Linked DNA regions of Homo sapiens: regions 1 and 2 are each linked to region 3. Evidence: chromatin loops called from intact Hi-C (ENCODE). Cell type or tissue: PC-9. All regions are shown on one strand. Links, peaks and the distances in the headings refer to the core of each region. The heading gives the core; the rest is flanking DNA. Region 1 has its middle 12 kb from the start of ANKRD33B. Region 2 holds the start of MIR6131 (microRNA 6131). Region 3 overlaps ANKRD33B (ankyrin repeat domain 33B).

Region 1 (10,078 bases), core at 2,409-7,408, 76 kb before region 3:
CTGCAGAAGGGCAAGGCTGTCCTGAGCAACCTTGACCACCTACTCAATAACTGCTCCAGGCTGGGTGTGGCTTCATGCCAGCTCTTTGGGAGGTCGAGGCAGGAGGATCCCATGAGGCCAGGAGTTCCAGACCAGCCTAGGCAGCACAGTGAAACCTTGTCTCTACAACAAATAAAAAATTAGCCAGGTGTGGTGGTGCATGCCTGTAGTCCCAGCTACTAGAGAGGCTGAGGTGGGAGGATCGCTTGAGCCCAGGAAGTGGAGGCTGCAGTGAGCTATGATTGTGCCACTGTACTTCAGCCTGGGCCAAAAAAACAAAACGAAACAAAATGAACAAACATGCTCCACCCTCTCAGTTCATCTTCTTGGGTTCTCTGCACTTCATCTCAAGTGGTGGGGGTCCTTACTTGAGGCCTGAGTCAAAGACTTTCTCCTGAATCTAACCCACCTTCCTGCATCCATATGCTCACCATCCCCAGTGGCTCCTATGCGAGCCACAGTTGGGAGATATCTGACCCCTTTTTTCCACCAAACTCCCCCACCATGCTGCTGCTGACCCAATTTCACCACTGCTCAGTGTGATTTCTAGTAATGAATAATAATTAGACTCTGAGCCTGCTTTCCCCAGTTTCATCCTGTGCTGCCTCTGAACTCACGTGATATCAAAACCTTTTTTTTTTCTTAAACAATTGATTCCTCTGGCATAGCAACAAACAGATAGCTAGAAAGTCAGCTCTGTAAATTGAGAAACTTTTCAGATAAATCATTATTTGTATTTTTTTATTGCTTTTTTTTTCTCATTTGCCTCTTTAGTAGGTGATTTGGCGTAAGTTTTCAAAAGCCTTTCAAAGCTATATGGAGCCAGGTATGGTGGCTTGCACCTGCAGTCCCAGCTACTCAGGAAGCCAAGGCAAGAGGATTGCTTGAGCCCAGGAGTTTGAGGCCAACCTGGGCAACATAATGATACCCAGTCTCTAAAACAAACAAACAAAAAGTACAGGAACAACAAAGGTATACAAGAAAACTTTTGGAGGTGACGGGTAGGTTTATTACCTCAGTTGTGGTAACATGAGGCTGTTTATATGGCCCAGCTCACCAAATTGTATATAGTAATTAGGTACAGTTTTTTCATATGCCAATTATGCATCAATAAAGCTGGAAAAAACATATAAATAATTCCACTTATAGAAATAATTATAAGCATATAAAAGACAGTTGAGCCAAGATAGATACACACGGCGGTGCATTGCGCTTTTGTTTACAACAGTGACCACTGGAAAGAAGCCAGGGGCCCATCACCATTGGATTGTTTGAATGAATGATGGCATGTCAATGCCATTCAGTGCTACACAGCCACGAAGAAGGCCGCAGATTTGTGTTGTTAGCATGTAAGTTGGCATGTGTTAGCGTGTGTGTTGGCATGTGTTAGTGCATGTGTTAGTGCGCGTGTCGGCACGCGTTAGCGTGCGTGTCGGCGTGTTAGCGTGCGTGTCGGCATGTGTTAGCGTGCGTGTCGGCATGTTAGCGTGTGTGTCGGCATGTGTTAGTGCGTGTGTCGGCATGTTAGCATGTGTGTCGGCATGTGTTAGCGTGTGCGTTGGCATGTGTTAGTGCATGTCGGCATGTGTTAGCATGTGTGTCGGCATGTGTTAGCATGTGTGTCGGCATGTGTTAGCATGTGTGTCGGCATGTGTTAGTGCATGTTGGCATGTGTTAGCATGTGTGTTGGCATGTGTTAGTGTGCGTGTCGGCATGTGTTAGCGCGTGTGTCGGCATGTTAGCATGTGTGTCAGCATGTGTTAGCACACGTGTCGGCATGTGTTAGCACGCGTGTCAGCATGTGTTAGCGTGCGTGTCGGCATGTGTTGGTGTGCGTGTCGGCATGTGTTGGTGTGCGTGTCGGCATGTGTTGGTGTGCGTGTCAGCATGTTAGCATGTGTCTGCGTTAGCGTGCGTGTCGGCATGTGTTAGCACATGTGTTGGCATGTGTTAGTGTGCGTGTCGGCATGTGTTGGTGTGCGTGTCGGCATGTGTTGGTGTGCGTGTCGGCATGTGTTAGTGTGCGTGTTGGCATGTGTTAGCGTGCGTGTCGGCATGTGTTGGTGTGCGTGTCGGCATGTGTTAGCACGTGTCGGCATGTTAGTGTGCGTGTCGGCATGTGTTGGTGTGCGTGTCGGCATGTTAGCATGTGTGTCGGCATGTGTTAGCGTGCGTGTCGGCATGTGTTGGTGTGCGTGTCGGCATGTTAGCCTGTGTGTCGGCATGTGTTAGTGCATGTCGGCATGTGTTAGTGCATGTCGGCATGTGTTAGCATGTGTGTTGGTTTGCTAGGGCTGCCATAACCAAGTCACAGAAACCAGGTATCTTACAACAACAGAAGTGAATGGTCTCATGATCCTAAAAGCTAGAAGTTTGAAATCAAGGCATCTGCAGGACAATGTAGGGGAGACTCCTTCCTGCCTCCTCCAGCCTCTGGTGGCTCTCAGCAATCCTTGGCATTCATTAGCTTTAAGCGGCATCACCTCAACCTCTGCCTCTATCTTCACAGGTTCACACGGCCTTCTCTCTGTGTGTCTCTCTCCTCTTCTTTTCTTTTTTTTGAGATGGAGTTTCGCTCTTGTTGCCCAGTCTGGAGTGCAATGGCACAATCTCGGCTCACTGCAACCTCTGCCTCCCGGGTTCAAGCAATTCTCCTGCCTCAGCCTCCCAAAGTAGCTGGGATTACAGGCACCTGTCACCACACCTGCCTAATTTTGTATTTTTAGTAGAGGCAGAGTTTCACCATGTTGGTCAGGCTGGTCTGGAACTCCTGACCTCAGATGATCCACCCGCCTCGGCCTCTCAAAGTGCTGGGATTACAGGTGTAAGCCACTGCGCCCCGCCTTGCTTCGGGTGGTTTTTCTAACTTCAGGGCTGGGAAGCAGCCACTCTGGTGGGAAAGATTATACCTGCCCATAGGAGAGACTGGTAGGAGATGGAGAAACCTTCCAGAAGGGGGAGAAGTCAATGGATTTTCCAGGTGTTATAGTGGAAGAAGCTGGCAACTCCAGATCAGGCCTGTGGTTGTAGAAATCTGTAAGGTTCTGGAAATGCTTCCATGTTTGTTATTTTTATGCTCCTGTCCTGGGCCACAAGGAAAGAAGGCAGTCAGATCGGAGGTGACTGTGTCCTACTACACAACTGGAGAAGGGCTGAGGTGTGGCTGCGGGAAGGAGGAATGTGCTGGAGGAAAAGGACCCCACAGCTGCTGAGAGGCTGGACTGCTGCCCTGGGCTCGGGGCGGGGGCCCCAAGGTGATTCTCCAGTACCTTACTTTTCGACACCTGAAGCATTGGAGGTGTGGACACGACATTGATGACCTCTCCGCCTAAGCCCTTCACCGTCTTTCTCTGCTGCCATTTTTAATCTTCCAGAATTGCACCCAGTTTTTAAGTGGCTGGTACCCTTGCCAAGCTGCCCTTGGTTTCTCCAGTTTGTCTTCTGAACTCTAGTATGACTGGAGGCTGCTTGGAGCAGGGAGGACCACCGCACAGCCCCAGGACAGTTCAATTAGAGAAGCAATGTGCTGTGTTCTACCAGCAACAGCAGGAATGCCAATCCTAATGCTTATGCAATGCTTCTTATGTGCCAGGCGCTGTTTTAAGAATTTTACATAAATTAGCTCATTTAATCCTCACCAAAATACTATGAGAAAGGCTCTATTCTCACTCCCATCTTTATAGATAGGAAAATAGAAGCATAAAGGGGTTAGACAGTAGCTGAAAGACTGTTCCACTTGTCAAGAGAAGCTGATGCATTTCCTGAGCCTAGGGTGTTATAATGTCCCCCAGAAAAAGCCCATCCGAAGGCCAGGGTTTTTGTTTGAGACAGAGTTTCACTCTTACCGCCCAAAGCTGGAGTGCAGTGGTATGATCTGGGCTCACTGCAACCTCTGCCTCCTGGGTTCAAGTGATTCTCCTGCCTCAGCTTCCCAAGCAGCTGGGATTACAGGTCCTTGCCACCACACCTGGCTAATTTTTGTATTTTTAGTAGAGACGGGGTTTTACCATTTTGGCAAGCCTGGTCTCAAACTCCTGACCTCAGGTGATCTGCCTGCCTTGGCCTCCCAAAGTGATGGGATTACAGGCGTGGGCTATAGCGCCCGGCCAGAAAACCAGTGTTTATTGTTGGTCTTGTGGGCTGGGAGCTAATGAGCACATTCTTCAATATCAGTGGCACTCTCTGGGTTAAACGTGCAGCAATAGGTCAGAGGACACCCGGGGTGGGCATTCCCAACCAGTGATCTGGCCCTGGGGAATTTGGGGTAAACAATGATTTGAATCGTAGTTAAGCTCAAGAGCCAACAAGAAATGCCTAAACTGTGAGTAGTGCTACAGAGGATCCTGAAATCCAATGGGCTGCTTGGAATCCCCTCCCTGAGGACGCCTGGAACTGGGAGGGAGCCTTCCTCCCTAGGAATTCCATTCTCAGTGGGAGGCCACAGGGCGTGGAGCACTAGCACTGAGGTGGTTCCCAGGGCACCTCTTACAGGACAGGGGCTACAGGAATCAAGAGAATTTCTGGGATAGGGAGAGAGCTGGGGCAGTGGGTTTAGCTTCCTTCTGCATTTACTAAGGGCTAATTAATAATCATAACTAATATTGAGTGCTTGCTCAGTTTCAGGCTCCACACTAGATGCTTCTCATGCGTTGCCTTTCTCTGTCTTCCATTACCACTTCGTGAGGCAGGTGTTGTATTCCTGGACAGGGATACATAACTTACCCAAGCTAAAAAGAGCTGAGTTTTTAAAAAAGGGCCGGGCATGGTGGCTCATGCCTATAATCCCAGCACTTTGGGAGGCCCAAGCAGGAGGACTCTGTACAAAAAACAAAAAAACAAACAAACAAACTTATTGAAGGGTTGCAAACATTCAGAAAAATCTTAAGTATATAGATTGATGAAATTATGTTAAAGTGAACCCATTGGGACAACAGATAGGACATTCCCAGTGCCCCCAAAACCTCCCTTGTCCACTTCCCAATCACTACCCCTTCTTCCTCCCAAAAGGTAGACACTATCCTGATTTCCAGCACTAGCCATTAGTTTAGCCTGATTTCTAAGCTTCTGTCAATGGAATCATACAGCATGTGCTCTTCTGTGTTTGGTTTCTTTTGGTCAACGCTAAGCGGGTGACATTCCTTTATGCTGTTGTGTGCAGCTCACCCGTTCTCACTGCTGTGCGGTGCTGCACTGATGATTGTGCCGCAACTACTCTATCCAATCTACTGTTGGGGAGCATTTGTTTCCTCTCTTTCTTTTTTGCCACGGTGAAAAAAGTTTCCGTGAACATTCCCGTTCACGTCTTTGTTTGGCCACATGTACACATTTCTGCTGGGTACGTGCCCAGGAGTGGAATGACTGAGTCACAGGGTTGGTGCCAGGTGGGGTTTTGAGCCTAGACATGCCTGCTCTAAACTCAAGAGCGGTGCCATGCCATAGATCACTGTGTGGATGTGGAGGCCTACAGAGGAGACACCTGAGGTGGCAGTGGGAATGGAGGGGGAGGGATGAGAAGCAGGAGCTGCAGAGGGAGGCCTCCTGGGCAGATGGCAGTGCTGTGTTAGTCAGGCTTGGGGGAGTCTCTAGGTGCCTGTGTGACCCCCAGGAGGCACTATCCAGGGTGCCGTCTGGCTATGCCTCTTTAAGCTTGATGGGAACCCTGGGTGTGAGGGGGCCAGCCAGGGCTGAAGGTAAGGTGCCTGGGGAGGGAGGGGACAGAGACAAGCCTTGTGCCTTGGGCCCTCAACCCTCGCCACTGGAGAGTGATGTTGCCTGCTCAGACCAAGTGGGGTGGGACTGAGAGAAAGTGGTGACTGTTTATAAAGCAAGGCCAAGTGCAAGAACTGCTGAGTGACTGGGAACTTCCTGTGTGCAGACCACACCTGCTTTTTTTTTTTTTTTTTTTGAGAGTCTTGCTCCGTTGCCCAGGCTGGAGTGCAGTGGCACGATCTTGGCTCAGATCCTGGGTTCAAGCAATTCTCCTGCCTCAGTCTCCCAAGTAGCTGGGATTATAGGCATGCAGGCATGCACCACCATGCCTGGCCAATTTTTGTATTTTTAGTAGAGACAGGGTTTCGCCATGTTGGCCAGGCTGGTCTCAAACTCCTGACCTCAAGTGATCCACCCGCCTTGGTCTCCCAAAGTGCTGGGATGACAGGCGTGAGCCACCATGCCCGGCCGACACCCGCATTTTTAAGTAGCCTTCTTTTTCAGCAGTGTGACTTTTGCGGGGCAATACTCAGCAACCAGGATGATGTGGAGCTTCCGGAAGCCAAGGGCAGGCCAGGAGACAGTTTGATAAGAGGGGCATTCACGTGAGACTGCCTAGTGACCTGAGGCAGGAAAGGAGACAAACTGCAAGAGCAGGGTTGTGGTGCTGGGTGGTGAAAAGGGTTGAGCCATTGCCCCAAAGGGTGTCAGAAAGTGAAGCATTGGAGAATCACCTTGGGGCCGCCGCCCCGAGCCCAGGGCAGTGGTCCAGCCTCTCAGCAGCTGCGGGGTTTAGGGCACAGCCTCAAACCTTTAGGGGCAATCTGGGTAGTGAAAAGGGTTGAGATATTTAGGGGCAAGTCCTAGGGCAAGGTCAAAGGAGGTGCGGAGGTCAGGAGAGAGGCCAGGTGGAAAGCTCCCTAAGCCACCTGAAATATCCACAGCTAGAATAAAACAAGGCAGCCTTTTCCCAATACACAGAAAAATGCTGGCTCTAGAATTCGGCCAGCTCCATTTTCAGTGTCTTTTACACCAACATTTTAACTTTACCTTCAGTGCCTTTTACTGCTTAGTGGCAAATGTTCCTAGATGACCATGGGAATCAATGAGCAGAAAGCACTGTATTGATGACTGGAAATCCTTACTGAGAGACACACTCATCTTCACTGGAGAGCTTGTGTATGTATATGCATGTGTATGAGTGTGTGTGTGTGTGTGTGTGTGCATGCAGGTGTGCTGGGTGGAGGGTGGGGGGCACTTGTTGTGATTTCATATTGTGCCAATAAAAGCAGATTTTACGCTGGTGAGAGTGATCTCAGTTCATGGGGTGGACGTATGTGTAATGGACGGTGGTCCCCCTGCGGCCCTCTGATTGTGCAGTGATATCTGGGAAGTCTGAGAACCGCATCAGTGTGGGGTGGACTGGATAGGACGAGAGGCTGGGGACGGTGGGAAGGTGCAAGAGGAAGAAGCAGTGGAAAGGAGCTGCCAGGTGTTGGAGACAGTGTGAGGGAAGTGAGGAAGCGGCCCCAATAGAGGGCCCAAAGCAAGGGTCCCTAGAGTGCTGGAGTGGGGAAAAGGAAGGGCATTCAGTTGTAGATATCATTAGGGCTTAGGAAAAAAAGACTTAAAAAATACACTGATGGAGTTCAGACACCTTCTTCAAAGGGTGGATGATCTGAAACTAAGGGAGAGGTGAGATTTGGTTCCATTCTTCTGACAACCTGGGGAAGGGCAAATTGGGCCCCAGAATCTGGAACTCAAAGACAGACAGTAGAGATTGAGTTGAGGTGCAGTGAAAAATCATATGTAAGAGAGAAAAAGAGGCTGGGCTCAGTGGCTCACACCTGTAATCTCAGCACTTTTGGAGGCTGAGGTGGGCGGATCACCTGAGGTCAGGAGTTCGAGACCAGTCTGGCCAACATGGTGAAACCCCGTCTCTACTAAAAATACAAAAATTAACTGGGGTAGGTGGCGGGCACCTGTAATCCCAGATACTTGAGAGGCTGAGGCAGAAGAATCGCTTGAACCTGGGAGGCGGAGGTTGCAGTGAGCTGAGATTGCGCCACTGCACTCCAGCCTGGTCAATAAGAGCAAAATTCTGTCTCAAAAACAACAACAACAACAACAAAAACCAAATAAATAAATAAATAAATAAATAAAGAGAGAGAGAGAGAGAATTCTTATATGAAGTCAAAACCGGCTGTGCTGCTCTGTCCTCTGAGGCATGCGTGTATGTGTGTCTGGTCTATTCCCCTCAACAGACTATACTTTCTGCTCCACCACCTAAACTTGAGAGTTTTATTGAGGTCCTGTTCTTTTCGGTGACATCCCACCTCTTCAGCAACACCTTCCCGCCCTTCCAGTTTGAGTGCTCGGTAGCTGCACATCCTGTGAACAGGTTGCACACACAGGAATCTCAACATTATGAATAACTGCAAGCAGGATGACACCGGGATCCTCTTCTCTCCCTCCCAATGCCTGCAGTGGATATCTGGACTACATATGTAAGTAATACATCAAACTGAGTAAATACTATTGAGGAAAATGTTTACAAGGGATGGGAGGGGAAGTCTATGCCAACAAAGAGACCAGAAGCCACAAGCCCCGAGGCATCCTGGCAGGTCTGCTGCGGGGCCTGGGAGCCGGCTGCTGACACAGGGAATGTGGGCATGAGTCACCGGTGGGGGCTTCTGAGGAGGAAAACCATGACAAAGTGTGCATATTGAGAAGTGGAGTGTGCATCTGCCGTGCTCAGTAAGCCAGTTGACTGAATAACTCCAGATTAGGAGAGAGAATAGAACTTGGGAATTTTTATCATTATAAACTTGGGGTATTTTTGGTTCTAAAAATGAAATACCAAAATGTTCTGGTGAATTGTCTGAGAGAGTCTAAACCCTATATACATATACAGCCATGGAAACAGAGGCAGTCGTACTCAAGTGCAAAAAAAAGTGTGCTAGTGAAAAGTAGTAATGGGCCAGGTGCAGTGGCTTGCACCTGTAATCCCAGCACTGTGGGAGGACACAGCAGGAGGATGGCTTGAGCCCAGGAGTTCAAAACCAGCCTGGGCAATATAGCATAGGGAGACCCTATCTCTACAAAAAATAAAAAATTAGCCGGGCATGGTGATGCATGCCTGTGGTCCCAGCTACTTGGGAGGCTGAGGTGGGAGGATTGCTTGAGTCCAGGAGTTGGAGGCTGCAGTGAGTTATGATTTGCCACTGCATCCCATTCTGGGTGATAGAGTAAGACCTTGTCTCAAAGAAAAAGAAAAAAAAAAAGAAAGAAAGAAAAGGAAGAAAATTAGTAACCATCAGCTCCAGCTCCATTGCAGTCCACGTCTTAGGAGCGTGGATTTTGTTCCCACACACTTTGTGCCAGGGTTGAGCTGAGCTTTGGCACTGCTAAGCATGTCGCTTCTGGGTTAGGTAGGTGGAGTAGGTTGCTTTAGGTTTAGGGTCACAGGAGAGCTGGGCTGGCTCAGCCATCCCTCCTTCACTTAGTCATCAGAAATGTTTCCCAGGCACTCAAGCCACGTGCTGCTTTAGCATACAACAGGGAACAGTCTCTGTCCTAGAGAATTCAGTCCTCAGCCTTGCCCCTCTGCAAGGCTATGAGCAGAACTCCAGGCTACTCTCCCTTCCTGTGGTCTCAGGACTGCCAGGGGCATGGAGTATGGGGATCCCCACTTTCCAGCTCTGTTTACAGTGCTTGGATGACCATAGTATGGACAGCTGAAGGGAATCCAGGGGACTGTGTCTGTATTTCCTGGAGATGATCACTGTTCAGGCAAAGCATGGGGCACATGTCGTCATCAAATATGGCTTAGGGCTGGAAATGTCCACTGAATTTCATAGGAAAGAAACCCTTGTGGGATCCTTGGGGAAGCCAGGGATGGTGGGGGTGGGTGGGGCAGGAGCAGATGGCAGCAATTCAAAGAGCAGCAGGAGGAAATGAAAGTAAAGACATTACCTTCTTTAAAAAATGTTTATTTTATTTTACTTTTTGAGACAGGGTCTTGCTCTGTTACTGAGGTTGGAGTGCAGAACTGTGATCATAGTTCACTATAGCCTCAATTTCTCAGGTTCAAGCCATCCTCTTGCCTCAGCCTCCCAAGTAGCTGGGATGACAGGCACAGCCACCATGCCCGGCTGACACTGCCTTCTTACTGTGTAGAGCATAATGTTTGGGGGGTTTTTCCCAAGAAGCGTGAATTACTTTTGTAATTTTCGATTGTGTGTATTACATATGTCAAATGAAGAAATGGAAGATGAAAAAGTGCAGCTTGTGCGGATCTGTCTTGCAGAAGGTTCAGCTGTGAGCTAAG
Region 2 (10,078 bases), core at 1,946-6,945, 150 kb before region 3:
TGGTTTCTCTCTCCTGATTGGACCCAGACTGATGCACTGTTCCCAGCAGCAAGTAGCACTATGTGCCAAGCACCAGGTGATAATTTCAGAGAGCTGAAGTGACATAGGCCTGTCTCCAAAGAGTAAACATAATGCCCACTTCAACACTTGAGAAAAGAAGGGAGAAGTATAAAATAAAATATAAAAATAAATAAAAAATAATGCCCAAGTTAAGCAGACAGAGCATGGGGCAACAGGGTAAGAGACTGGGTTCCAGACCTGATTCTGCAACTAAGTATGGGATTTGGGGAGGATTGTCCCATCGCTCTGTTTCCTCTTCTGTAAACTACAGAAAGTAATGGACTCAGAGGCTTTCTATTAGAGTAAAGCTAAGCTGCAGTAACAAAGTAACAAATCACACAGTGGCTTAAAGCACGTAGAAGTTTATTTTCTCTCAAATACCAGTCCTCAGATGAAGGGTCCTTGGTGATGGAACTGCTGTGCTCCACATGATCATTCAGGGATCCAGGTCCTGTCCATCTTGTCGCTTTGCCATCATATGGACTTTCACCCTCATCTGCATGGGTGCAGTTCATAGGAAGGTGAAGAGCAGGGAGGAGGCCATTGTCTTAAGGCCCATACTTAGGAGTGGTGTCTATTACCTCCCCTCACATGCCGGCAGGCGGTGCGCTTAGCCACGTGACCACATTGAATTGCACAGCAGGCTGCGAAATGCAGTCTCTAGCTGAGCAGCCACATGCCCTTGATCACATGGAAGAAGTGAGAGCGTGTTGAGGGGGCAACTTTCAATGTCCCCAACTCCTGTTCCAGCTCTGCCAGACCCCTCTATGTGTTGCGGGGCATGATTGCGTGTAAACTCCAGACCATTTAGGTAAAGAAGGAAAACATCTCTGGCAAGGTGGGAAATACGTGCCTCATCATTCTGCTTTTGCATTTCAGAATCAAGATCTGAAGAGCTTGCAAAAAAGTTCTTTTAGTGCTGAAAAGTAGGAACGTGGCAGATGTGACTAACAAAACAGTCCTTGTGCATCTGCTAGGGAGCACAGATTTTCTTTTTTTCTCCAATATAACAAATTACAATCCATCTGGGATTTGAGAAGTCTGAGCTAAGGTTTCTGGATCTGTTTGCATGTGGAACAACGATGAAAAGAAGAAAATGATAAGTCAGTTTTAAAGAACTTTTCTTGTGTTTCAAGTGGAAAGAAGGCTTGAGAATTTTTTTACATTTTACTCTGGTGTAGAAGGACGGTGATATTTAAAGAGTTAGAATGAGCATTAAAACAAAGACATGAAAATAATCGAACCCATCAATTGTATTTTTATATGCTGGCACTAAGACCTTAAAAATAATAATGTATCTAATTCTCACAAAAATATGTTAAAATGAGGACTATCATGTCCATTTTAAAGAGACGAAATGGAGGCAGATAATTTGTGTAAAGTCAAACAGCTAGTAAGTCTTGGATCTGGGAGTTGAAGTTAGATCATTTGGCTCGAGTCTATCAGAGACCTGCAACCCTTTTCTGTAGTGCATCATATAGTAAATCTTTTGGGCTTTGCAGACATGCAGTCTCTGCTGCAACTGCTCAGCTCTGCTGTGTAGCATGAGAGCAGCCATAGACAATATGAAAATGAGTGAGTGTGGCCGTGTTCCAATAAAACTTTATTAATGAACACTAAAATTAAGTTCATAGAATTCCACATCACAAAATATTTTTCTTTTTGAACTTTTTCAACTACTTACAAGTGTAAAAACCATTTTTACCTTGTGGGCCATTGTTTGCTGACCCCGGGTCTATGCAGTTAACCTTGACCTTTTTCAACATGTTAAAGAGGTTAACCCACATTTACCGAGGGCCACTGACCTGGGCACTGTGTGGGGCGCTCCATGTCCTGGTCCACGGACTTGCTAGTCCACAGACTTGCTACCTTCATCTATAGGTAGCTCCTGCTACCGTTATTCACACTGTATAGATGAAGAAAGCAAAGCGGTCCTACTACAGGTGGAACAAGGACACGCAGCCAGCCAGGAACTGAGCTGACATCTGTTGATGGACAGGAAGGAAGGATTTGGGTCAGCCATCAAGACTCTCTCAGGACCTGAGGAAAAGGGCGGGAAACTTAGGAGCAAGATGACAGGAGGGCAGATGCTCCGTGAGGATGGCAGGAAGAGGACATGTATGCTTAATATTCTGGAAAATCCTCTGGGATAAGGCCAGGCACAGTGGCTCATGTCTGTAATTCCAGCACTTTGGGAGGCCAAGGCAATCGGATCATTTGAGGTCAGGAGTTCAAGACCAGCCTGGGCAACATGGTGAAATCTCATCTCTACTAAAAATACAAAAATTAGCTGGGTATGGTGGCGTTCACCTATAATCCCAGCTACTTGGGAGGCTGAGACAGGAGAATCACTTGAGCCCGGGAGGCAGAGGTTGCAGTGAGCAAAGATCACACTACTGCACTCCAGCCTTGGTGACAGAGTGAGATTCTGTCTAAAAAAAGAAAAAAAACTATTCAAAATCCTCCAGGATAAAACTCTCTGTTGAAGGAAGCTTTAATCAGCAGCGAGCACATCAGGCACACTCGTTGCTGCCCCTTCTCATCCCGCATTCCCTCTGCTTTGGTCAGGTGGTGCCCTCCTTCCATGGGTAGAGCCAGAGATGGTGGGTTCTGGCTGGTCAGATGGGAGTGGACAGAGACCCGGGGTCCTCCCGGCTTCATGACTGCACGTGGTGGGCCCTGCACTGTGTGTCTACTGGGATGGATCAAGGTGCAACCAGAGAAACCTTGAGCCCTCTCCAGATACTTGAGTGGTAGCTGAGTTCCTGCAGCCTCTGTGAGCTCCCTTCTGAGCCTCTGGCTCCCAGTTTCCCAGTACCCTTTCTGTATTAGCTTCCTGGGGCTGCCCCGACAAAGTATCACAAACTCAGGGGCTTCCGCAACAGAGATTTATTCTCTCACAGTCCTGGAGGCTAGAAATTTTTGGACTTCTAGCTTCCCGGACTTGATTGGCAGGGCCACACTTCCTTCTAAGGCTCTGGCTGGGGGTGGGGGTCCTTCCTGCTTCTGCCAGCTTCTGGTGATGCTGACAATCCCTGGCATTCCTTGGCGTGTGGGTGCATTACTCCAATCTCTGCCTCCCTCTTCACATGGTCTTCTCTGTGCGTACGACTGTGCATCCTCTCCTCTCGTAAAGGGCAGCAGTCGTTGGATTTAGAGCTCACCCTACTGTGGTATGATCTCATCTTAATGACATCTGCAACAGCCCTGTTTCCAAATAGGGCCACATTCTGAGGTTCTGGGTGGACATGAATTTTGGGGTGGGAAACACTCTTCAAGCCAGTAAATCTTCCTCCCCAAATCTTGCTAGGTTTCCAATGCCTAAAAGAAGTGCTAATTGGAGAAAATAAGAATAGTTTTCTACTTATCTCAGGAGCGGGAAAAGATGGCAAAATGGCATGGCCAATTTTGGAAAGAATATATAGGGTGTTGTAAAGATATGTGATGATGATGAGGATGATGTTTTCACCAATATTTGCAGCCTCTTGTCCACACAGAAGGATTAGGAAGATTAATGCCTTCGAAATCAGCTATATTTTAGCACTCTGTTTTTAGTGTTTTCATGATTATCCTGGTGTCCTTGTTTTTGAGGTGGCTGCTATAATTATGGTAACGTGTGTGAGTAGGTTAGAAAGATGTTACAAGTGATTAAGCTATAAATTAGTCACTTTGGAGTGTGTAATAGTTCTTTCAAGTCCCCAGCATATAAGGGAAAGTGACACTGGTCTACAATGACTGTCTCCATGCTTCCATGCAGAAATTGAGACCTGGAGAATGTAAAGACTTGCCCAAGTTCTGTGAGTGAGTCAGTGCTAGAAAAATCTTGAGCCCAGCCCCCCAGATGTGATGACTATTCTCTTTCAAATATTTCTACAGGATTAGAATGGGCGCTCAGGCTTGGCTCAGACACCCCACATCTTTAGGTGAGTGGCTTTTAAATTGCCATTTGGTCACGCCTACTTGGCAGAGTTGCAAACACGGGCTGCAGAGTTCACACCCGCACCCTCCTCTCTGGAAGTGGAGTGAGAACAGGGTGGGCAGAGGTGGGGCTGCCACACCTGCTTCCCTGGAAACCCGAGGGAGAGCACAGGACGCCAGGCTGGGACTCGGCTGGCAGCTGCTTCGGGCGTCTCACCTTGTGACTATTTCCTGGGCACTGTGGGAGAGGAGGCCTCTTGCCTGAGCTCCTGTCCCTACTGTCTCCTCTCACTAAATGCACGGCACGGCTTTGCGGTAATAGGCTGGGACATGTCAACTCTTTTTTTTTTCTGAGACGGAGTTTCTCTTGTTGTCCAGGCTGGAGTGCAATGGCACGATCTCGGCTCACGCAACCTCTGCCTCCTGAATTCAAGCAATTTTCCTGCCTCAGCCTCCCAAGTAGCTGAGATTACAGGCATGCGCCACCACGCCTGGCTAATTTTGTCTTTTTAGCAGAGACGGGGTTTCTCCATGTTGGTCAGGATGGTCTTGAACCCCCAACCTCAGGTGATCCGCCTGCCTCGACCTCCCAAAGTGCTGGGATTACAGGCATGAGCCACTGTGCCCAGCCAACATGTCAACTCTTTAGGAGAGTTTGAAGACAAAAAATAACCCATGTCTGAGCATGGGAGGTGCTAAAAATAGGAACTTCTTAGCTTCCACAAGGGCAGATAAATGAATAAATAGGCCATAAACCAATGTAGTTATTTCAGCTGGGGGATTTTATTTTCTTTTGATTGTCCCCTGGAGCTACGAAATACACAAATATAGACTGATAGATTTTTTTCATTAATTCGAAAAGCATTTAATGGCTGTCATCTATGTGCCAGGCAATTGATGCGCAGCCAGACTTCCAGGAGGCTGGAGGGGGATCCAGATGAACCTCCCGGAGTAGGATTGTCAGGAGGGGACTGGAGACCAGGGCCATCCTGAAAACCCCATCTCTGTTCCAGGAAATTCCTAGGATCCCCTGGGAGGCACAGCCTGGAGAATCCTATTTTGGTTGCTGAACAGATGCACACATTGGAATTGAGACTGCGTGTGCTTGGGGTGGGTCGGTGAGGCGGGGGCAGTGGGGTCCAGGTGGGAGCCGTATGGAAGCCCTCCCCTCCCCATCCTCCAGGCATGCCAGCGAGTGTGGCCTTATGTTGAGTGTGTCCTCCAGTGTGAGTGGCTCCTCCGAGTGTGGTCCAAGGACCCGCAGCATCAGCATCCCCTGGGAGAGCCTTGGAAATGCAGAATCTTGGGATCCAGCTCAGACCCAGTCAGAATCAGATTTCCAGGCAGCTCGTGTGCTCATTGATGTCTGAGAGGATCTGCTTGAGAACTCCACAGCTGGGGCTGACAAATCCCCCTCTGACCTCAAATTTACCTCCTCCTTCTAAAAAAGCCAGACAACCTAGCTCCCTGCCCACCCACAGCTCTTTCCAGTGGATCCAACTTCCTCTCACACCCAGTTTGAGCAGGGGGAGACAGGAAGGGCCTCTTCTCTGCTTCCAGATCGTCTGTTTCTTCCGTCAAACACCACAGTTCCTATGAAACCCACCGCAGTAGCAGACCTGGGTCTTGTCAAGAGCTATGAAGGGTCTGAGATTTTACCTACTCCTAGGCTAAAAGTTAGCCTGCCAGTTTGACAAATGCTGCCTAATGACACGAGACTCCCGGGGCAGAGACAAAGGACTTTGCTACTCACAGCACAGCAAGCAGCATAAGTTTTGCTTTAAAATGTGGTGTATTAATGCAATATTTGAGTTATAGTAAGGCCAACAGATCAGGAAATGATTGTCATTGAAAGGACAGTTTGTTACTCCCAGTTCCCAGGAGGAGGGGCCACGCTGAGCTATGCAGGGCCACGAGCGTTGTTAGCAGGCTCAGGAGACAGCGGACATGTGGGCAAAAGCCTTGTTTGTGTCCCTAGTTGTCCGGTACTTGCTCCCAGGGTGATTAGGCAGGTGGATAGTGGCCTGGAGTGTGAAAACCCAATAGAGGAGGTGTCTGGGGCATGGGCTTGCAACTGGTTGGTTTGCATTTGAAAAGCATGTTTGCAGGAGCCTGGTTTACTATCTCTGGGGATTGGTTAGTACTGGGTGGGGCAGTCCCTCCAGGGTCAGCAAGGTCCCAGATATCAAAGCATCAGAATGCAGAGAATGGAAGACATGGTTAATACAAGCTTAATGTTTGCACTGGTTCCCTATGTCCCCAAAACCCCATGGGGGTGACGTGGGGGGCCCAGGTGGATGCTGCCGCGCAGTGAATTTGCATCAGCGAGGGAAAACCCTGAGCTCAGGGGATGCAGATGCTTTATAATGGGCAGTAAGCAAACACACCTAACCTTTGTCCCAGCGGGAGATGTTATCTTTATAATATTAGGTAATAACCAAACCTGCTCTCTGCTCTGTAGGGAGACACCACCTCTTTGCTTCTCCAAGGCTGTTTGCTGCATCTGAAAAGACAATCTGGAACAAGAGGAGAGTCAGGCCAGCCACAGTGGTTCATGCCTATAATCCCAGCACTTTGGGAGGCCGAGGCAGGTGAATCACTTGAGGTCAGGAGTTCGAGACCAGCCTGGCCAACATGGGGAAACCCTGTCTCTACTAAAAATACAAAAATCAGCCGGGTGTGATGGTTGCACCTGTAATCCCAGCTACTCGGGAGGCTGAGGCAGGAGAATCGCTTAAACCCAGGAGGTGGAGATTGCAGTGAGCCAAGATCATGCCACTGCACTCCAGCCTGGTGACAGACGAGACTCCGTCAAAAAAAAAAAAAAAAGGTTAAAATGCTACACTTTCTTATCATAGTTTACCGCAATTAAAAATCAAAACAAAACAAAACGAAAACCGTAAAAGATAAACCTTTTCGAATGCTACTATTTCCTGTATCATAAACAGTTCCTCTTAGGAAGGCCTTTCTGGTATATTAAAGACCTGCTCCAGAAAACACAAAGCGGATCAGAAAAACAAAAAGTGGATGTCACTCATGGACATTTTGATAACATCAATGTCATGTACATTTCTTTCCCATAAATTCTGGGGAATTTTTAAGTGGCATGTGGGGCTCTGAAAGGTTAGGAGAGATCAGGTTTTAGGGGAGTGGGGAACTCTGATGTAATGGTCTAATGGCCCAACAAACTTGGGTGCCAGGGCTCTGGCATGAGGGCAGAGAAAGGGCTCTTGGAACTGGGGTCCTGGTGGGAAGGGGAGGGATGGACACGGTAGTGGGTAGAATAATTTCCCCTCAAATTTCAGGTCAACTCGGAATCTGTCAATGTGACCTTACTCGAAAGTTCTGTCTTTGCAGTTGCAATCAGTGAAGAATCATGAGATAAAATAATCTTGGATTTAAGGTGGGCCCTGAATCCAATGACTCTTGTCCTTATATGAAGAGAAGGATGACAACACGGAGTCACTCTGAAAGCTCAGCGTGGTAGAACTTAGCAGCATGATCCAGCTGTGAGGAAGCAGCTTCCAGGTGTGCTGCCAGCTGCTGACCTAGGGGGTTCACCAAGAGGGCCCCTCCCTGCCCAGTGCCCTGACTCTGGGGTCCAGGGCTGCACACTTGGATGACAGAAGGACATGCCCAAGCTTACCTGGCTGCTCAGAGAATATAACCAGACAGTCAGCACTGACTACTCACATGCTCATGTTTATTAAGAGACTCTGACTGGTGGGAATGGAGTCATCAGAGCCAAAAGCACGTGTGCAAAAGAAAATGAGCGTTTTCACCTTTTAAGCGAAGATTGTTTGGGGGTTGAGAGAATGCTGGAGCCTGCGCTAACTCCCTGGGCCAGCACAACTGCGACGTGTCCTCTGCAGGGGTCTCCAGCCTGGTGCTCCCAGCGAGATAAACCAGGGATTACGTCTAGAGGGTCAGAGCATCTGCACCTGTCTAGACAGAGGCTCTAAACTGGGGCAGTGGGGTGAGGTTGGAAAGCAGCAGATGGGATAGATACACGGAGTTGGAGGGAGTCTTCTATTTAGGGGTATCTCAGCAGACATTCTCAGCTGCCAAACAGCCAGCCCCAGGCATTTCCCTGTTGCAGAGGTGGGTGCCCGTGCTATCCAATGATTCCCTCGGCTGACAGACAGGGATGGGGTGAAGAAATAGCAGGAGAAGATGAGAAGGAAAGGGTGAGTGAAACAGAGGAGGTGGGGGAGGAAAGAAAATGTAAATGACACACAAAATGCTCTGAGATGCTTACTGGATGCCAGACACTGTCCTGAATGTTTCGCGGGCACTGAGTCCTCCTGACAAGCCCATGAGGGAGAGCTTTTATTTCCTCCATTTTCCAGAGGTGGAGGCTGAGGCAGGGAGGTGGGTTATGGCCTTTCTGCGAGCATTCGCAAACATTCACCGAAACACAGTATGTTCACCAACATAGAGTTCAAAAGCCACACTGAGAATCTGCGTGGTCCATCAATAACGTGTTGGGCATGTTCTATGATCTGAAATCCACTAGGACCCTGGGCTACCAGGCCCAATGTCTCTCTGGAGTGTCTACAGCCTAGCCAGGGGAAAGAGAGATGCTAACTATAACAATGACATGGGATAATGTTGTTGTCCAGGTGCAGACACTCAAGTATTGGGAGGAAACAAAAGGACTGGAAATTGAGCCCAGGCGTTTGAGACCAGCTTGGGCAACATTAGTGAGACCCCCCCCAACCCACCGCTCTCTACAAAAATTAAAAAATTAGCTGAGCGTGGTGCTGCATGCCTGTAGTCCCAGCTACTTGGGAGGCCGAGGTGAGCAGACCGCTTGAGCCCAGGAGTTTAAGACCAGCCTGGGCAACATGGCGAAACCTTGTCTCTACAAAAAATACAAAACATTAGCCAGGCATGGTAGTGCATGCCTGTAGTCCTAGTGACTCAGGAGGCTGAGGTGGGATGATCGCCTGAGCCTAGGAGAACAAGGCTGCAGTGAGCCGTGATTGCACCACTGCACTCCAGCCTGGACGACAGAGTGAGACCCTGTCTCAAAAACGAACAACCACCAAAGAACTGGAAGAGTCCTGCAGGCACTTGGGATTGCTCAGCAAGCACCCGGGAGAGCTTCACAGGGGTCTGGAATAGTCCAGCAGGTGCATGAAAGAACCCCGGCTATATCTGTACCTTGGAAGAGTCAAGTGCAGGAGCTAAATTTCCATGGGAAGAGGTGAGGGACATGGAGTTAGATTGGAAAGGTCTCTGAATGGCAATAAGGAGAATGATATCCTGTGACCCAACATGGCTGCTATCCGAAGATTTCCAAAGTGGAAATGTGTTAGGACTTTTTCCGTTGCAAAAGATAGAAATCAAATTCAAACAACTAGACTGAAAAGGGAATGTGTTAGGACTCTGGGGAGCTCTAAGAACCGTAGTGACTGCAGGGACATCAGGAAGAATAACGTGGCTTGCGAATGGAGCCGAGACACCCTGTGGCTCCCCCTTTGATCTAGGTTTCTCTGTGCCTGGTGTCATTCCTCCCCTGCAGGTGGGCATTCTCCATGTGGCAGGCAACCTCTGTGTGGCAGAAAAATTCTACAGGGCAGGGTACCGGGAGGCAGGTACTTCCATAGGGCAGGCTGCCATGAGCCAGCACCTCCAGATAGCAGTACTTCTCTGACATCATTGCAGGTTAGAGATCCCTGAAAAACAATTTCTCAGCCTTGATTTTAAAAACCCCAAGGAAGGAGGGATTCTGATTGGTCTAGTTTCAGTCACGTGTCAACAGCAGACCAATCAACTGTGGCCAGGGGCACAGATGCTTTACAGAGGCAGGCCTGTGTCGTGTGACCACCACATGACCTGCGTCATGTGATGGGTGGAGGAGAGGGTGGGCATGCTGTGATTGGCAGCCTCCTTCCCGTGGGTGGAGACCTTTTATAAAGGGAAGGGAAGAGCGCCATGTGGATAAACAGATGTTCACCGCAGGAAGGGCCCGAATCAGATGGGTTTTAGAGATTACTGGGAAGGCAGCCCCAGGGATGGTGGGTCTGAAGCTCCGTGATCAGCCGCAGAAATATTTCTCAACTTTGCTCAACACAAGCGCACTTACCCCACCCCT
Region 3 (10,078 bases), core at 3,456-8,455:
CAGTCTCTCCAGATTTCAAATTGCTTCCCTTTCCACAAATGCTTATGTTTTTCACTGAGTCAGTGACCTATTGAATTTTTCTAAGAATATGGATTGTTAAAATTTGAAAAATGTTCTTTTGCTTCTTGCAATAAACCAATTTCATTTTTTAAATTGTTTCCTAGGCACTAGACAACCGGGGAGCAATCGATCTATTTCAGATGAAGATGCTGCCCTGAAACCTGTAGCCCAGCCCCTTCTTTTTGAATCTCACTGTCTTTACAGTGATCCAGGGTTGTTTTTTGTTTTTGCTTTATTTTATTTTATTTTTTTTTTTTTCTGGCTTGCTCATTCTTCTGCAGGGACTGTGCTCATCCTTCTCTGGTTTATTTTAAGTCAAGGATGACACAGGTCCTCTTGGAGATTGGAGGGCTCTCTGGCAAAGGAAGAAGGAAAGGGCTCCAGCTGATTTCCATCCAGGCTCAGTGCCCAGCAGCCTGGGGCGTGGTGGGAAGAACTCGGGTCCAGGTGCAGGCCCCGCAGCCACTCCCCTCCTGGGCTGTGTAGTTTTACTTCCAAGTTGAGTGTGGCATGGGAGCCTGTAACAACCAAGGAGCAGCCCCCACCCTTTGCCTGGTGGGACCTCAGGGGGAAGGTGGCCTCGGGAGCTTAGTGCCCTCCCTGGCCTCATGTGCCTGGAGTGTTGAAAAATGGCATCAGTGGGTCTCAAAGCGTCCCCATAGACCACCTCTCCTTTTCTGCCCTTCTATCTGTGGGGCATTGCCGGAATTTTGCAGGGTTCACTGAATTAGGTGTAATACCCCATCCTCCTCATCAACAGAGGCCTGTCCCTGCCATCTTCCTTAAGGAACAGAAATTGGGTGGTGTCCCTCGATGGTTCTAGTCACACTCCTGGCTTCTCTCTGTTGCCTTTGGTCACAGATGGTGTCTTCATCTGCTTAGGCTGTGATAAAGGAAATAAGCAGCTCTCTGGGGCCTCTTTTGTGAGGGCACTAATCCCACCACGAGGACCCCTCCGTCAGGACCTAATCACCTCCGAAAGCCACCTGCTGTAGTGTCATCCTGGAGGCAGGATTTTCGCACAGGAATTTCGGAGGACAGAAACATTCAGACTGTGGCAGGTGGGAAGCTGGATAGGAGGGAAGATTCCTGTGTTCTCAGCTCTCTTGGGAGCTGGCCCACCCAGGGGTAGCCGTGCTGCCAGACAGAGCTGGAGTCCAAGTCAGGTAGCAGGATCGGGTGGCCGGGGTATGTACCAGGGTCTGGGCTATCCTGAGGGCAGCATCACAGCTGGAAACCTGCCTGGGTGGACAGGAGGAGGCGGGCAGAGGCCTCAGCCATTATCCTGCTTCCTCCACTTGGCCTGGCTGATGTTCTTGGAGGCTGATTTTAAAATACAATACACAGTGTTTGGGGGGAAAATGACCCCACATGAGCAAGGAAATTAGAGGTGAATACCTCTTCCACCTCACTGTCAGCCCTCTCTTCAGTCTGCTCTCTGGAGATAACTGTTGTTAATGATTTGATGCCTAGATGGGTTTACTCTGCCTTTTCAATTTAAATAAAATCATTATTATAATGTATTTTTTCTTTACTTCTTGTTTTCTTTCGTTCTTTCTTTCTTTTCTTTTTTTTTTTTTTTTTGAGTCTGAGTCTTGCTCTATCGCCCAGGCTGGGGTGCAGTGGCACAATCTCAGCTCTCTACAACCTCTGCTTCCCAGGTTCAAGCGATTCTCTTGCCTCAGCCTCCCGAGTAGCTGAGATTATAGGCGCCAGTCACCGTGCCCAGCTACTTCTTGTATTTTCAGCAGAGGCGGGGTTTCACCATGTAGGCCAGACTGGTTTTGAACTCCTGACCTCAAGTGATCCGCCCACCTTGGCCTCCCAAAGTGCTGGAATTACAGGCGTGAGCCGCCGGGCCTGGCCTTTTTTTTCTTTTTTACTGGCTTTTGTTATCTTCCCCTACTTACTGATTTGCTTGAGCTCTCTGTGGCCGCCACTGTGTGCACCCACCCTCTGGCCTGGGCTCTGATCCCTGGACACCCAACCTAGGCTGCTGCCTGAGGCTTTGGGACTGAATTGTTGAGGTTGCATACGGAGGCAGAGGGGAGAGGGACTTTACACCATTTAAACAAACACAGATTAAAAAGCTTCCTTGTGTGTGTCTTAATTGCCTCAATGTGCCGAAGAGATTTTCCCTAATTTCTTTCTGAACCTCCAGGGGCTGCCCCTGTCCCCATGGGCATAGTTTCCTTAGACACTGGCTCCCAATCTTGCGCCTCCGGCGTCAGCATCACCTGGGCTGGCTCATGTGAGCATTAACACAGATCTGGTGGAAACACAGACTGCCAGGCCCTGCCCCTGGAGTCTTTCTTTGAATAGGCCTGGGGTGGGGCCCAAGAATGAGCAGATCAACAGGTTTCCTGGTGAGGCTGATGCCACTGGCCCAGGGACCCCACATTGAGGATGGAGAGCTTTGAAGATTTTATGCCTGATGACGGCAAAGGACCCCTCTCAGTGGGCACTGAAGACCAGCAGAGTCACAGACCCCACGAGAGATGTTGTCAGACAGACACAGAGGCATCACGGAATTAAAGTGAAAATGAGGAAGGCAGGTGAGCATGTGTTCATGACTTTCCTGTGCTGTTTTGCCAAAGAGGCTGTTTAGGCCCAATCAGGTGATGTCCCATTTTAATCAATTTCATAACCAGTTTTATTTCTTTGATGATTTGTTAATTTCAAAAGCTGTCCATGCATATTTGCTTACAGCCAAAAATGACTACAAAAGTATTATCAGGGAGGAAGAAAAAGATCCCTTCTCTGTCTTCCAAATATTCCAGCTCCCTTATCAGCACTCAGGAGTCACCTCTTCAGACCTCATTCAGTCCTTTCCAAACACACACGTATGTATGTGCGCTTTGTATTCACATGACTGGGCTAGTGCTGTTGAGACTGTGTTTTTAGTGGTTTTGTTCACATGGTTATTAATCTAGAAGCTCCTGCTGTGTCGGTGTCCCTGAGCCCTGCCAGGCGCTCGTAGCCCTGCCTTCCTGCACGGGGATGTGTGGCTCATGCCCGGTTCCCCACCAAGACTTCAAATTTGAGAGGCTGCGTTATGACTGGCCTTCACTCACTGTGGTGGACCCGGCTCTTAGGCCAGTCCTTGAACATGAAGTACTTGCTTCTTAAATATTTGTTGGAAAAGAGGATATTGTGTAAAATGCATGAACCGTGGTATACTTAACTGTCCCAGTTACTGGACAGGTGGGCTTTTGAGTTAATCAACGGCAGCAAGGCTGTAGTGAAGTCTTTGGATCTGGGGTGCATCTCTGAGGACAGCGTGTTAGGATCCTGGCAGCTTGAAGCATGTTGAGTGACAGGTGGTCTCAGAGGGCTGAACAGAGGAGTTGATGAGGGCCTGTCAATTACGGGGGGAAGGGTAGAGTTAAGGGAACCAACATTGAAAGGATTAAGGGGAGGGACTCTGCAGAGAGTGACCCAGGCCAAGAAGCTGGAACCCGAGAGGCAGCCTCGGCCTAGAACCCGAGTGACACAGGCCAAGAAGCTGGAACCCGAGAGGCAGCCTCGGCCTAGAACCGCAGCCAGGGGCCGGAGTGGGAGGCAGGGCCAGATGTCCCGCTCCTTCCACCCTGGTCCCCTGCTGAGCCAACCCAGAAACCTCATTGGGGCGGAAACTGGGCAGGTGCTGTTGGTGCAGGTCAGCTTCCTAGGCCGAAAGCAGGGCAAGGAAGAGGAGAAGCAATGTGCAGACACACTCTTAGAACAGAATTGCTTCAGCAAGGGCTGTGCCTGTTTTAAGTGTATGCAGCTGCCAAGTGGTCTTTAGAAAGCTGTGGCGATTTCTCCTTTCCCCTGAGTGTCCAAGAGTGTTCTTGCAAGCCCTGGCTGAGATCAGTCTTTTCAGTATTTCCCTACTCAAATGAACCAAAACTCTGGTTTTCAGTTGTATTTCCCCAGCTCTCTTTTGAGCCTAGTACCTGTTAGGATGCTTTTGGCTTCAACCACAAGGACACTGCCTTCTCTTGCAACACAAGACATCTGCGGGCGATGTTGCAGGGTTGCTTCACTGAGTAGCTGGGTGATGCTGGGACCTAGAGCCACTTCTCAGAAATACATTCGCCTTTTCCTTCATGGTCCCAAGGTGGCCCCAGCTGCTAGAAGTGCCACGGCTTCACGTTGCAACACTCAGGGACATCAAGGAAGAGGAGCAAATCCCTGTCGGCGTTTCCCTTTATAAGACAGGAAAACATTTCCAGAAGGCTCCAGCAGAGTATCGTTGCCATCTCACCAACCAGGGTTGCGTCACAAGCCCGTGCCAAACCAGTGATGGAGGATGGCTTGTGTAGACAGCAGTCGCACTAAGCAGAATCAGCATTGTGAAGCGCAATCTTAAAGCAACCATATGTTTATATTATTTGCTATGGCAACTGGGTTGGTTGTCTGAGAGTTGGAAGCTCTGGGTTTCTGGAGGACACAGCATTTATGAGTACGAATTCGGATGCAAATGCCTTCATCTGCCTTTTGAGTGTTCTCTAAAAAGTCTAATTTCCTCGGCTATTTAATGCACAATAAAAATACAGCCAAATCTGTACTAGGTCTGTAAATGGAGAGAACGTTTGAAAATAAATCCCCATGTAATCCCTAAGTCTCATTTAGCCAGTCATTTCAACTTTCACCACCGCTCCACTAACAAAAATAAAATAAGATAACCAAAGAAAGGAACAAGAAGTCCCATGGATAGAGTTGTGTGTTTATTTCTGTTTCCTTGTTGTGCTTTAACAGAATAGCATGGACGTGGTAAAGTGAGGAAACGCCAGGGGTCTCTTTGAGCTGGTGATGGGATACAGCACGTGAAGCTTGTTTTGGGTATAAGGAACCTCTGATGTGTGCTTGCAACTTGTTATTTCTTGCATTTAATTGTAAAATTCTGAGGCTACGTGCTGAGAGCCAGCCTGGCAGGATGCTGCCCGGGGACGGGGACAGAACGGGAGGGATTCTCAGGGGCAGCTGTGGGTTTGGGCTGCGGGGGAGCCCTGGTTCCTGAGCTGAATCGGGGAGAGTCCCAGTTCAGAGGAGAATTTATGACTTGGTCAGAACCCAGGAACAATGCCTCTTCATGTTATTTATCTTATTTTATTAGCAGTGCACACGATCACGATCTTAGTGTGATCTCATTGTGATGTTCATGTTGTTTTGAAGTGCTTCCTTTTTTCTCAGTTTATACCGTTTCAAATAAGAGAGTAGAACTTGGTGAGTCTCGGTTTCCCAGCGTTGCCTTATCTTTTCCTGTGAGCTTTTCTGAGCTCTTCTGATTGGCCATGGCAGCGCCACACCCCTGCCCGCTGGCCAGCCAGGAGGGCTCCTCAGCCAGCTTGGGGCTTGCCTGGCTCCTCCTTCAGACCCCTGCCTGCCCTGCAAAGAGCAGGGATGCTGCCCTCCCCTACTAACCCTGCCCCTCCATCTGCATGGTAAATGCCTTATGCTAAGAATTCCTGGAGTCTGTTCATGCCGCGTGGCTGGTATGATGTCATATTTCCAAAGCCGACAGCTCCCTCTACTGGCCTGGTCTGGAGAACTGCAGTTTGAGTGCCTTGAGTCAGTCAATCTTAGACAACCCAATTCTGTAACATTTTCCAATTTTTAGAGCAGTTTGTGTTTATTGCCTGTTTTTTTTAGATGGAGTTTTGCTCTTGTTGCCCAGGCTGGAGTGCAATGATGTGATCTTGGCTCACTGCAATCTCCGCCTCCCGGGTTCAAGTGATTCTCCTGCCTCAGCCTCCTGAGTAGCTGGGATTACAGGTGCCTGCCACTACGCCCAGCCAATTTTTTGTATTTTTAGTAGAGACGGGGTTTCACCATGTTGGCCAGGCTGGTATCGAACTCCTGATCTCAGGTCATCCACCCACTTCGGCCTCCCAAAGTGCTGGGATTACAGGCGTGAACCATTGCGCTCGGCCAGCCCAGCTAATTTTTATTTTTTGAGATGGGATCTTGCCATGTTGCCCAGGCTTGTATCTAACTCCTAAGCTCAAGTGATCCTCTAGCCTCAGCCTCCCTGGCCTCTTCGGGCCTTGGCCTCTCTGCTGGGATTACAGGCACGAGCCACCTTGCCCACCCTGATACTTTCAATAAATAAACTTTTCCCAAAGGAGTGGTAGGAATGTTTCAGCCTTTTCATCTAATGCATATTTATTGAGCACCCCAGAGCATGCAGTCAGTTGGAAGTTTTAAGCATGTGAGCTGGGTAACGAGGGCTGTGGCGGCTGTGGGAACCCATATATGCATGGGAACGTGGACGATGAGACACCGTGGGTCAAGGGGCACCAGGGAAGACCTGGAGTTGGAAGGGATGGCTCATCAGGTCACCAAGTAAAAAGAGGAGGCAGAATATTCCAGGTAGAGGGACTCCTTGTGCAGAGGCCACTAGATTAGAGGAAGTGTGGCTCATGAGTGAATTACACGGAATGCTGGCTGTTTGACCATAAAGTGGATTGGGAGGGCATTGGCGGTGAGAGCTGAGGGTGAAGAGGTAAAAACCAGCTCATTGAAGAGTTGAGACCTCATCTAAAGAGCAGAGCCCATGGAGAGTTTCGGATGAGTAGTGGGGATGGTCAGAGGCCCCTGTTGGTGTCACCGTGCTGCTGGTGTGGAGAATGAATGGGGGCAGAAGTGGGACAAAGGAGGCTAGTCAGGACAGGAGCTGTGGCCCCATGGGGACGTGGTAGCCCAGGTCAGGGATGGAGAAACAAAGACAGTTTTAGGAAATTTAAACTTTTTTTTGTAGAGATGAGGTCTTGCCATGCTGCCTATGCTGGTCTCAAATTCCCGTGCTCAAGTGATGTCAGAGGTGCAGTTGGCAGAATGTGGTGATTGCTTGGGTGAGGGAGGATGTGGAGGGCTTGAGACTGAGTCCAGCCGTCTGGCTTGGGTGATGGGGTGACTGGTGGTGTTCATCACTGAATAAGGGATGTGGGAGAGGAGTAGCTTCGGAGGAAAGATGTTTTGGGTTTGATGCATTGAGTTTGTAGGATACCCATGATGAAATACTCAGTAGACAGATACTCAGGTAAAAAACTGAAGAAAAGAGATAGAACTGGAAAGAGTTGATGTGGAAGCTTTAGAGCTGAAACTTGGATCCACAGGAGTGTATAGGATCACCAAAGGAGAGTGTATGAGATAAGGAGGGGGCTTAGCAGGCAGCTGAGGAACAGCAGCATTTCAGGAAGGAGAGAACAGGAGCTCAGAATGTTGAGAGGGCGGAAAATCAGAAGGGTGAGCATCTGCATGTCCATGGAAAGAGCGTGTTTCAGAAAGGATGAAAGAGAGGAGTGAGTGGGAAATGCTGGGGAGATGTTGAATGTGATGAGAACTGACAAATCACCACTGAGTCTCATTGTAAGAAGGTCACTGGGGACTGCTGGGGGTGGTTTCAGCAAAGTCAGAGAGTGTCATTAGCAACAGTGAGAGTAGATGGATCTGGAATTGGACTGAAGCGGAGTTGAATGGTTGATGGAGGGTGGCGGGAACATGAAGACGGCCCACAGGGGTTGCTGTGAGTCACATATGCTTTTAAGATGAGAGACCCTTGAGCATGCATGTCAGCTAGTTATTGCTGTGTAACAAACAACTCCCATGCTCTGGGATGTTTTTATTGCTTATGCATCTGTGGATGGGCTGGGGATCTGTTGATCTAAACTGTCCTTGCTCAAGTCTGTGGGCAAGTCGGGGACCTGTTCTTGGGCACTTCGGCTGGGGCAGCTCTGCTGCATGCATTACTCATCCTCTTCCTGGGAGCAGCGAGCCAGCCTGGGCATGCTCTTCTTGGGGAGACAGCTGAGGCACAAACATGCATGAAAGTCTGGATAAGTACATTTCAACCTTCTGCTTCCATCACGCCTGCAAACATCCCATCGGCCAAGGTTCCACTAGACAGAGAACTGGGAAGTCACTTAACAAAGGGCAGTGTGAAGAAGATGGGCCATTAGTGCATTGTAGGAACTAAGGGCCTTCTGAAGGTTCACTAAAATCAACTTGCAAAAGGCAGGTGAATAAGAGAAGAGGCATACAAAAGAGGCCATGTTCCCATAACATGCGTACATGGGAGCCTTCGGAATGAAAACCCAAAAATGCAGGAGGAATTTTCCATTTTTCTGCTTAGGTTCAACAAAGTGTGGACAGTTATGTAGAAATATAGTTGGACAGGCCAGGCACGGTGGCTCATGCCTAGAATCCCAGCACTTTGGGAGGCTGAGGCAGGAGAATGGCTTGAACCCAGGAGGCTGAGGTTGCAGTGAGCCAAGGTCGCGCCACTGCACTCCAGCCTAGGTGACAGAGTGAGACTGTGTCAAAAAAAAAAAAAAAAGAAGAAGAAATATAATGCTAATAAATAGACTGAGTGGGGAAACCCCACAGGCCTGCCTGTCTCCTCGATTCTTCTAGGTTTCTCTGAGCAGCACTTCTTCCTTCTGGGAGTGACTCTCCCTGGAACAGGGGTCTTATGACCTACAGTCGGACATGGCAAGTCAGATAATTTCTTTATGTTAGGGCAGTATTTTTAGGTTTTAGGGAACCTTTAGGCTGGCCTTAGGGAAAAGGGGTTCTGGTTTCAAAGATCTGCCTTGGGGAAGAGGGATTCCAGTTTGGATGGCTGGCCTCAGGGAAGAAGGGACTGAGACATGGGAGGGCAGGAGGGCAGAGAGAAACCTTTGCTTCTGAGGCCTTCACTGTGGGGTATTGCTTTCTGAGCCCCAACAGCATTCTGAGGGAAGTGGGTCTGCAAGGAATGAGAGGTTGATGAGAAACAGGAGGGATCTGATAAATATTCCACAGCAGTGGGCAGGGAGTGGCTGTCAAGCACAGGAGGGGAGGAGCAGGGATAAGCCTCCTTCAGCAAGAGGAGAATCCCCTGCGTTTTCAATAGGAAAAGTGAACTGAGGATTGACGAGGTTCATAAACTTGGAAAGAAGAGCTTTCTTCTCATAAAGGGTTGCAGCCTGCAGGGTGGCTATTGTGGCAGGGAAGCAGCGCCTCTGGCCAGAAGCCAGAAACAGACCCTTCCAGGGGCAGAAGAACAAGACAGAAGAACAATGCATGCTGAAGGAGGTGGCTCAATACACATATTCCATAAGCTATGGGAGAAGCATTGAATATCGATGAGAGGAGAAACACGCAAGTGTGCAATCGAGCTCCGTGCCTCTCCCTGGGACCTGTGTTCAAAAAGCAACAGCGTTAGCATGATCTGAGGGTGGAGTTTTCAGGCCCTGACCTCAAAAGGTGAAGCAGAGGACATGAAAACCCTCACTGCGCGTCCTCTGTGGACCTGCCGGACGCACTCCAAAGCCATGGCCAGTGTCTCTCATGAGGACGGAATGCTGGTCGGTTGTTTCATCCAAATTGCAGAACGGCGGGGCAGCATCAGGCGGTTGGTTTATATCAGTGGAGGAGTCTTTAGAACGGGCTGGTTTCTGTTTAGACTTAGGAAAGAAAGCCTCACGGTTAGCAAGGAATGGGTATAACGAGGCGCATTGCCCTTCCATCCTGTCATAGCCAGGACTCAGTTTTCAAGGGTTCTCTGGGGTCCCCTTGGGCAGGAGGGGGTCGGTTCAGTCCGTTGGATGGCTCAGGATTTCACTTTTCCTTCTCGGAGGCCCGTGAATGTGGGCAGCGTGGGGGGCGATGGGGGAAAGCCGAGGGACTTCCCTTCTGGTGGTTTCTGTTCCCTCTATGAACTTGAAGATGAGTCATCCAGGAGAGGGGTTTGCGTGAGGTCGGTGACTTCCATGTGAAAAATTTAACATTTTCCCCATGGGGCCTGGGGAAGAGTCAACCGGGAAGCACAGGAGCACTGCTGGGGCAGGCTGAGAAGCCGGTCGGGCCCGGGTGGCGTGGGTGTCCACCTCTTTGTGTCCCCCAACGAAGGCACCTTCGCATCCATGCAGAGCGGAACCAGGGGTGTGGCGGGGCCAGGCGTCATTTCCAGCTTTCCTCTTTTGCATACCACAGACCTGTCCATCCACTCATTTAGGAGCTCTCTGAATCAAGCACTCCTCTCCCTCCT

The links. A loop is a pair of places that touch in the nucleus more often than their neighbours do. Peaks named below come from ENCODE experiments on the same cell type or tissue, not always from the same donor. Only the 100,000 strongest peaks of a DNase experiment are listed, where the experiment ranks them.
Region 1: a loop joins it to region 3, with 6 times the contacts of the local background. A loop is called at or near these places in 43 of 110 quality-filtered maps.
Region 2: a loop joins it to region 3, with 6 times the contacts of the local background. A loop is called at or near these places in 3 of 110 quality-filtered maps.

What each region holds. Positions count from the first base shown.
Region 1 is chr5:10,547,178-10,557,255 of GRCh38, forward strand. No RefSeq gene overlaps it. Among named protein-coding and RNA genes, the nearest start is that of ANKRD33B, 12 kb to the right of the region's middle. RefSeq lists enhancers at 4,560-5,357, 5,508-5,557. In PC-9, for the core only: no CTCF peak of the experiment used is centred there; DNase peaks (open chromatin) are centred at 4,354 and 5,834; H3K27ac peaks cover 2,240 bases.
Region 2 is chr5:10,475,435-10,485,512 of GRCh38, forward strand. MIR6131 (microRNA 6131) reads left to right here and starts at 2,603; the gene lies at 2,603-2,711. It also overlaps a transcript of ROPN1L not described here. RefSeq lists enhancers at 9,583-9,877, 9,643-9,937. In PC-9, for the core only: no CTCF peak of the experiment used is centred there; DNase peaks (open chromatin) are centred at 3,877 and 6,397; H3K4me3 peaks cover 804 bases; H3K27ac peaks cover 2,755 bases.
Region 3 is chr5:10,622,504-10,632,581 of GRCh38, forward strand. All of the region lies in intron 2 of ANKRD33B (ankyrin repeat domain 33B), which reads left to right. Among named protein-coding and RNA genes, the nearest start is that of ANKRD33B, 63 kb to the left of the region's middle. RefSeq lists enhancers at 5,091-5,370, 5,391-5,440, 8,872-9,011, 8,999-9,741, 9,042-9,121 and 2 more. In PC-9, for the core only: CTCF peaks have their summits at 5,570 (motif pointing left) and 5,776; a DNase peak (open chromatin) is centred at 5,468; H3K27ac peaks cover 855 bases.